Linked DNA regions of Homo sapiens: region 2 is linked to region 1. Evidence: chromatin contacts called from ENCODE Hi-C or POLR2A ChIA-PET data. All regions are on one chromosome and are shown on one strand. The core of a region is the stretch at or near the end of the contact, and the rest is flanking DNA. Distances in the headings are between cores, read along the strand shown. Region 1 overlaps AMN1 (antagonist of mitotic exit network 1 homolog). Region 2 has its middle 40 kb from the start of H3-5.

Evidence for each region. A loop is a pair of places that touch in the nucleus more often than their neighbours do. ChIA-PET counts read pairs that join two places held with the same protein, here RNA polymerase II (POLR2A). Pooled maps may share reads with other maps.
Region 2: a map of B cell shows a loop between it and region 1 (2.6-fold over the local background). The contact joins two enhancer-like sites. A Hi-C loop is called at or near these places in 3 of 168 maps with a recorded cell type or tissue (B cell, CD14-positive monocyte and GM12878) and 5 of 50 pooled maps. POLR2A ChIA-PET finds 5 or more read pairs at or near these places in 4 of 52 experiments (OCI-LY7, activated B cell, activated CD8-positive, alpha-beta T cell and 1 more).

What each region holds. Positions count from the first base shown.
Region 1 is chr12:31,680,027-31,683,666 of GRCh38, reverse strand. The region is part of intron 6 of AMN1 (antagonist of mitotic exit network 1 homolog); the gene reads left to right. Among named protein-coding and RNA genes, the nearest start is that of ETFBKMT, 22 kb to the right of the region's middle. RefSeq lists a silencer at 1,131-1,220. Within about 2 kb of position 1,351, at least 4 of the 41 ENCODE cell types and tissues checked have a DNase peak (open chromatin) inside an H3K27ac peak, as active enhancers do; they include B cell and OCI-LY7, where a contact is called at or near this core.
Region 2 is chr12:31,830,340-31,834,206 of GRCh38, reverse strand. No RefSeq gene overlaps it. Among named protein-coding and RNA genes, the nearest start is that of H3-5, 40 kb to the right of the region's middle. Within about 2 kb of position 1,351, at least 8 of the 41 ENCODE cell types and tissues checked have a DNase peak (open chromatin) inside an H3K27ac peak, as active enhancers do; they include B cell and OCI-LY7, where a contact is called at or near this core.

The sequences.
Region 1 (3,640 bases), core at 102-2,601:
CTTACAGGGTGGCAGGCAAGAGAGAATGAGAGCCAAGAGAAGGGGTTTCCCCTTTTAAAACCATCAGATCTCATGAGACTTATTTACTATCATAAGAACAGCACAGGAAAGACTTGCCCCCATGATTCAATTACCTCCCACCGGGTCCCTCTCACGACACATGGGAATTGTGGGAGCTACAATTCAAGATGAGATTTGGGTGGCGACACAGTCAAACCATATCAATCATTCTTTTAAAAAGTAAAAATGGTGTTCCATGAGAAAAGTAACTAGTTCAGTTCACAACCCTGAAAGGGTCTCAGACTACAGAATATGCAGACTACACTTTGGGAACCACTGCTTTATGGTAAAGAAAAATTATCAGTCAACTTCAACATTTGCAGCAAGAATAGCATATCATTTTCTGGCCAGGTGTGGTAGCTCACGCCTGTAGTCCTGCACTTTGGGAGGCCAAGGCAGGCAGATCACTTGAGATTAGGAGTTTGAGACCAGCCTGGCCAATATGGTGAAACCCCCTCTCTACTAAAAATACAAAAATTAGCTGGGCATGGTGGCGCACGCCTGTAATCCCAGCTACTCTGATGGCTGACGCATGAGGATCACTTGAGCCTGGGGGGCAGAGGTTGCAATTAGCCAAGATTGTGCCACTGCACTCCAGCCTGAGTGACAAGGTGAGACACTGTCTCAAAAAAAAAAAAAAAAAGAATAGCATACCCCTTTCAAATCACTTCTTATATTTTTGTGTGGCTGCCAGAAGTAGTGGAAGTAGACATTGAAATGGCAGGAGTTCAAAATATTTGGAATAAAAATATTTTTGATCTGGAAGATCACAGTTGGTAAATGCTGGACTAGGTGTTACCGTTACATGATCTAAAAATGACCTTTGGGGCCCTGTGTTGTTTACTTCTTCACAGCAACCAGGACTGTTAGCTCAAAAGCCCATCATCACCAAATCAAATGTTTACACATCCAATTGTTTAAGTATAGCCTAAATAACCAAATTATTAGCCATCTATCTAGAGCCCACCTGCTTTACATACCCTGCAAACTACACTCAACGTCTACTATCCATAGATAAAAACCCCAGGCTATAAAAGACCCCAAATCACTGCTGCCCTTTGGAGCTCTGTAACCCAGAGACACCCCCCCACCCGCCCCGCCGATCTTGCTGCTAAACAACGTCATGACACATACACCCTCTCTCTAGTCCTCCAGGAATTCTCTTACCCTCCCCCTTCTGAGTAGTGGCCGCCCTACACTGTCGCTGCCTTTGGAAGGTCTCATGCTGTGAGGGACTTCCCGGCATACAAACCTGTCAAAGCGCTGTCCAAAGAGAGCTTGTTGTGTCCCACTGCCACCTTGTGGTCACATCTTTTTCTTTGTTCTGCCCTGAAATCCTTCAGATTCACTGCAGTTACATGGTGTGCCATAACATAAAACAAAAAGTGTTTATATGTCCAAAAAGTTTGTGAAGGGCAACATGCCACTATTATGAATGTTAATTTGTCAAAGGCTCTGAGAAATACTATAGCTAAGAAACTGTTTAACTTCGTTTGTCCAAGCATTTCCAAATTTCTAGCACAGAACACTTTTTTGATTACCCTAGCCAACTCCATCACATTTTAAAATGTTATTTTTCTGATCCCTGATTTCACAGAATAGGAAAGTGAGATATTGAAATGTTATTTGTGTCAGGGTGCGGTGGCTCATGCCTGTAATCCCAGCACTTTGGGAGGCCAAGGTGGGTGGATCGCTTGAATGCAGGAGTTTGACACCAGCCTGGGCAACATAGAGAAACCCTGCTTCTATAAAAAATTGTTTTAATTAGCTGGGCATGGTGGTGCACACCTATAGTCCCAGCTACTCGGGAGGCTGAGGTGGGAGGATCGCTTGAGGCCCCAGGGGTTTGAAATCAGCCTGCACAACATTAACTGAGACTTGCTGTCTAATAAAATAATAATAGTGCTAAGACTAAAACTAAAATCTTAAGATACAGTAAAACGAACGCTGATCCCATCCACGCCATCTCTCCAGAACATCGAATAAATCACTTAACTCTTATGGATCTCGACTTTGCCTTGTGCATAATGGCCAATTATCATAACATTGAGAGATCTAATATTAATAATAATGCAAGAGGCCGGGCATGGTGGCTCACGCCTGTAATCCCAGAACTTTGGGAGGCCGAGGCAGGTGGATCACCTGAGGTCAGGACTATGAGACCAGCCTGACCAACATGGTGAAACCCTGTCTCTACTAAAAATACAAAAATTAGCCAGGCATGATGATGTATGCCTGTAATTCCAGCTACTCAGGAGGCTAAGGCAGGAGAATTGCTTGAACGCAGGAGGCAGAGGTTGCAGTGAGCCAAGGTCATGCCACTATACTCCAGCCTGAGCAACAAGAGCGAAACTTCGTCTCAAAAAAAATAAATAAAAATAATAATGCAAGAGTTCATACAATATATTCTACCTTGAGTCATCACATCAAAAAAAATAAATTTTTTAAATAGTTCATATAAAATGGCTTTTATTAATAAACTAAAGAGAAAAAAGCTGAAGAAATTTTAACTACCCAGATCACTTCTACTCTTCCCACTTAACCATCAGTACCCCTAAATCTTCTATAATGATATATTTTTGCTAACATCATTGAATGGAAGTAAAGTGGGCTAACATGTTCACCTTATATTTGATTTTTAATTTCTTCTTTTTCCAAGGAAGATAAATGCTGGTTGTGTTTGTGGGGGTTTTTTGTTTGATACATGGAAGGCCTTTCTTCTTTCGTGACACCTTATATAACATGATTCCTCTTATATATTCATATGGTTGCTCACATATGAGTATTTAAGACCATAAAATTTATATTATATAGAAAGTATTTACTATACTTGCATATGCATGTGCAATTATAATATTGTTACCCTCAAAGCAACCTGACTCCCAGATTAGCACTGCTCACTGTAATTTCCCATCAGATCTCCTGAATTAACCTATTTTCTCGACTATGTTTCTAAGTATTTATAAAATTTCTTAACCTTAGTTAGAATAAAACATAACTTCACATTATGAATTAGGACTTGAAACTGTTAGAAGTACTCTGAGTTGGTTTCTGCAGAAGAGATAAAAACTAAGCTGCTATTAGAAATATGAAAATTATGGTTTTGGCTGTGTATGGTGGCTCACGCCTGTAATCCCAGCCCTGTGGGGGGGCCGAGGCAGGCGGATCACCTGAGGTCAGGAGTTTGAGACCAGCTTGGCCAACATGGTGAAACCCCGTCTCTACTAAAAATACAGAAATGAGTCGGGCGTGGTGACGGGTGCCTATAATCCCAGGTATTTGGGAGGCTGAGACAGGAGAATTGCTTGAACCCGGGAGGCGGAGGTTGCAGTGAGCCAAGATCACACCACTACACTCCAGCCTGGGCAACAAAGAGCAAAACTCCATCTCAAAAGAAAAGAAAAGAAAAGAAAATTATAGTTTTATAGATGTTACAACAGCATGAAAATAATTTTTAAACTTACTAAATCTTTTTTTTTTTTTTGAGATGGAGTTTCACTCTTTGTTGCCGCCTGGAGTGTAGTGGTGCGATCTTGGTTCACTGCAACCTCCACCTCCCGGGTGCAAGCGATTCTCCTGT
Region 2 (3,867 bases), core at 102-2,601, 150 kb before region 1:
ATTTATTTTATTTATTTATTTTTTTTGAGATGGTGTCTCACTCTATCACCCAGGCCGGAGTGCAGTGGTGCCATCTCAGCTCACTGCAACCTTCGCCTCCTGGATTCAAGCGATTCTCCTGCCTCAGCCTCCCGAGTAACTAGGATTACAAGCGTGCACCACAACGCCTGGCTAGGTTTTGTATTTTTAGTGGAGACAGGGTTTCACCATGTTGGCCAGGCTGGTCTCAAATTCCTGACCTGGACAGAGGCCTGGCAGGTGATCTACCTGCCTCGGCCTCCCAAAGTGCTGCGATTACAGGTGTGAGTGACTGCGCTTGGCCCAGATTCAGATTTTAAACAGCACATGACAAATCTTGCTGCCCTTCTATCCGCTAAAGGTAAAAAACCAAACGTCCATAATTCTCCAAAGGCAAAGATAGAGTTTTTCCAGTACAGATGTAAGTCAGCCTATTATCCACACATTCCCAACAAATGGCCTTTAAGAGCCTTTGGTGCCAAATTCAACAAATGGAAGGGTTTTACACAGGTTAGGAAGATCACCAGATGCATGTGAGTCATGTTTACTTGAAGATCACTCTTCATGACACATATTAAATATTCTTAGTGCTTACATACTTAATGAAGCCTTATAGGTATTCTGTAAGTATTTATTGAGAAATAGGAAAGAAGAAGGAAGAAGAAAAAATACAATTCTTGTGGGTTCTATTTTCCTTTCTGCCTCTGCGCTTTCCCTATACTAAGCATTTTTGCTTCCTCATCTACATTGTAGTTCTACTCTCAGCTGTTTACACTTCACTTTCCTAAAAGCACCAGTGTGACCTTGATATCTGGCCCTAATTTAGCCTTTTGATGTCCATAGTTTCTGTTTTCTCCATCTGACACATGTTCGTTTCTCTTATTCTTGGATGCCTAGGTTCTGGGCTCCTATTGGGTTATCTTTCAAGTCATCCCAAGATAGAAGATAGACTTCCTGCTGAGAGAGAAGGCAGTTAGAGGCTGGTTAGGCAGATAGAGAGGGAGGGTCTCTGGAGAAGGGCAGTGTTCACAAGAACGCTAGCAGGACCGTACCTACACCGCCTCTGCAGCTAATGGGAAGAAATGTGGTTAAGAACTTCCCCTTATGCCAGGATGTTGCTCAGAAGGGACTGTCCTAACTTAGGCACAGGCGGAATAAATCAACCTAAGTGTCCTTGGCCCAGCTCATCATAGTGTCATTAACATGACATTTTTGTGGTTTTAGCCCCTTGGTGGGTTTCACTTAGGCACTCGTGGGTAACAACCAAGATGGAGTCACTCTGGCCAATCCCAGGCATGTGCAGATGCAACACCCTTAGGAGGGAACTTTACCCCTCCCATTTTGGGCAGAACCCACAGAAGACTTCCTTCCTTCCTCTTCCACATAAAAGACCCAGAACTCAGCCCCATTTCTGAAAACTTGCTTTCAGGGCACCTCTCTTTGCTGAGAGCTTTCCTTTTGCTTAATAAATCCTACTCTACTTACTCTGTGGTGTCTGTGTTCCTTATTCTTCTTGGTCCTGGGATAAGAACTCGGATGTAGCTGAACTAAGGAGTGATTTAGACTGCAATGCTGCTCCAGAAGATAGACTTCCTGCTCCAGAACATAGAAATGGGTGTGATATCTTCTCCCAAATTCAAAATAAATGACAATGGCTGAGCACGGTAAATTATGCCTGTAATCCCAGCACTTCGGGAGGCTGAGGCCAGCGGATCACTTGAGGCCAGGAATTCGAGACAAGCCTGACCAACACGGTGAAACCCCCTCTCTACTAAAAATGTAAAAATTAGCTGAACGTGGTGGCTGATGCCTATAATCCCAGCACTTTGGGAGGCAGAGATGGGCGGATCACTTGACGTCAGGGGTTTCAGACCAGTTTGGTCGACATGGTGAAACCCTATCTCTATTAAAAATACAAAAAGAATTAGCCGAGCGTGGTGGCACACGCCTGTAATCCCAGCTACTTGGGAAGCTGAGGCATAAGAATTGTTTGATCCTAGGAGGCCAGATCATGTCACTGCACTGCAGCCTTGGCAACAGAATGAGACTCTGTCACCAAAGAATAAATTAATACACAAATGAATAATAAAAAGTAAAATAAAATAAAACAACTCAATAAGCCCTACTTACCACTCTTTTCTAGGCAAATAGGTTAAAAGAGTTGTGTAACCTTTCATATTTATGTGATACCTTTCACGATTGATGCCATTCACTTCTTTTTTTTTTGAGACAGAATCTCACTCTGTTGCCCAGGTAAGAGTGCAGCAGCAAGTTATTGGCTCACTGCAACCTCTGCCTCCCAGGATTAAGCGATTCTCGTGCCTCAGCCTCCCAACTAGCTGGGATTACAGGCATGCGCCACCATACCCTGCTAATTTTTTTTTTTTTTTTTAGTAGAGACGGGTTTCCCCATGTTGGCTGGGCTGGTCTCAGACTCTTGGCCTTAAGTGATCTGCCTGCCTTGGCCTCCCAAAGTGCTAGGATTATAGGCATGAGCCACCATGCCCAGCCACTTCTTCTTTTTTTCTTTTATTTCAATAGCTTTTGGGGGAACAGGTGGTTTTTGGTTACATGGATAAGTTCTTTAATGGTGATTTCTGAGATATCAGTGCAACTATCACCTGAGCAGTGTACACTGTGCCCAATGTGTAGTCTTTCATCCCTCAGTCCCCTCCCACCTTTTCCCCTGAGTCCCTAAAGTCCAATGTCCATTTTATCATTCTCGTACTTTTGCTTCTTCATAGCTTAGCTCCCATTTGTAAGTGAGAACACACAATATTTGGTTTTCCATTCCTAAGTTACTTCACTTAGGGCCTCCCACTCCATCCAGTTGCTGCAAATGCCATTATTTCATTCCTTTTTATGGTTGAGTAGTATTCCAAGGTGCATATATACCACATTTTCTTTATCCAGTCGTTGGTTGATGGGCACTTAGGTTGGTTCCATATCTTTGCAATTGTGAATTGTGCTGCTGTAACCATGCACATGCAGGTGTCTTTTTCATATAATGACTTCTTTTCCTTTGGGTAGATACCCAGTAGTGGGATTGCTAGATGGAATGGTAGTTCTACTTTTAATTCGTTAAGGAATCGCCATACTGTTTTCCATAGTGGTTGTACTACTTTACACTCCCGTCAGCAGTGTAGAAGTGTTCCCTTTTCACCACATCCATGCCAGCATCTATTAGTTTTTGATTTTTAATTATGGGCATTCTTGCAGGAATAAGCTGGTATCTTATTGTGGTTTTAATTTGCATTTCCCTGATAATTAGTGATGTTGAGCATTTTTTCATATGTTTGTTGGCCATTTGTATATTTCTTTTGAGAATTGTCTATTCATGTCTTTTTCCCTCTTTTGGATGGGGTTATTTGGTTTTTTCTTGCTGATTTATTTGAGTTACTTGTAGATTCTCAATACTAGTCCTTTGTGGGATGCATAGTTTGTGAATATTTTCTCCCACTCTGTGGGTTGTCTATTTACTTTGTTAATTCTTTCTTTTGCTGTGCAGAGCTTTTTTGTTTAATTAGGCTTCATCTATTTATTTTTGTTTTTGTTGCATTTGCTTTTGGGTTCTTGGTCATGAACTCTTTGCCTAAACCAATGTCTAGAAGAGTTTTCCTGATGGTATCTTCTAGCACTTTTTTTTTTTTTTTGAAACAGAGTCTAACTCTGTTGCCCAGGCTTGAGTGCAGTGGCACGATCTCGGCTCACTACAACCTCTGCCCCCTGAGTTCAAGTGATTCTCCTGCCTCAGCCTCCTGAGTAGCTGGCATTACAAACACCTGCCACTGGGACCGGCTAATTTTTGTATTTTTAGCAGAGACAGGATTGCACCATCTTGGCCAGGCT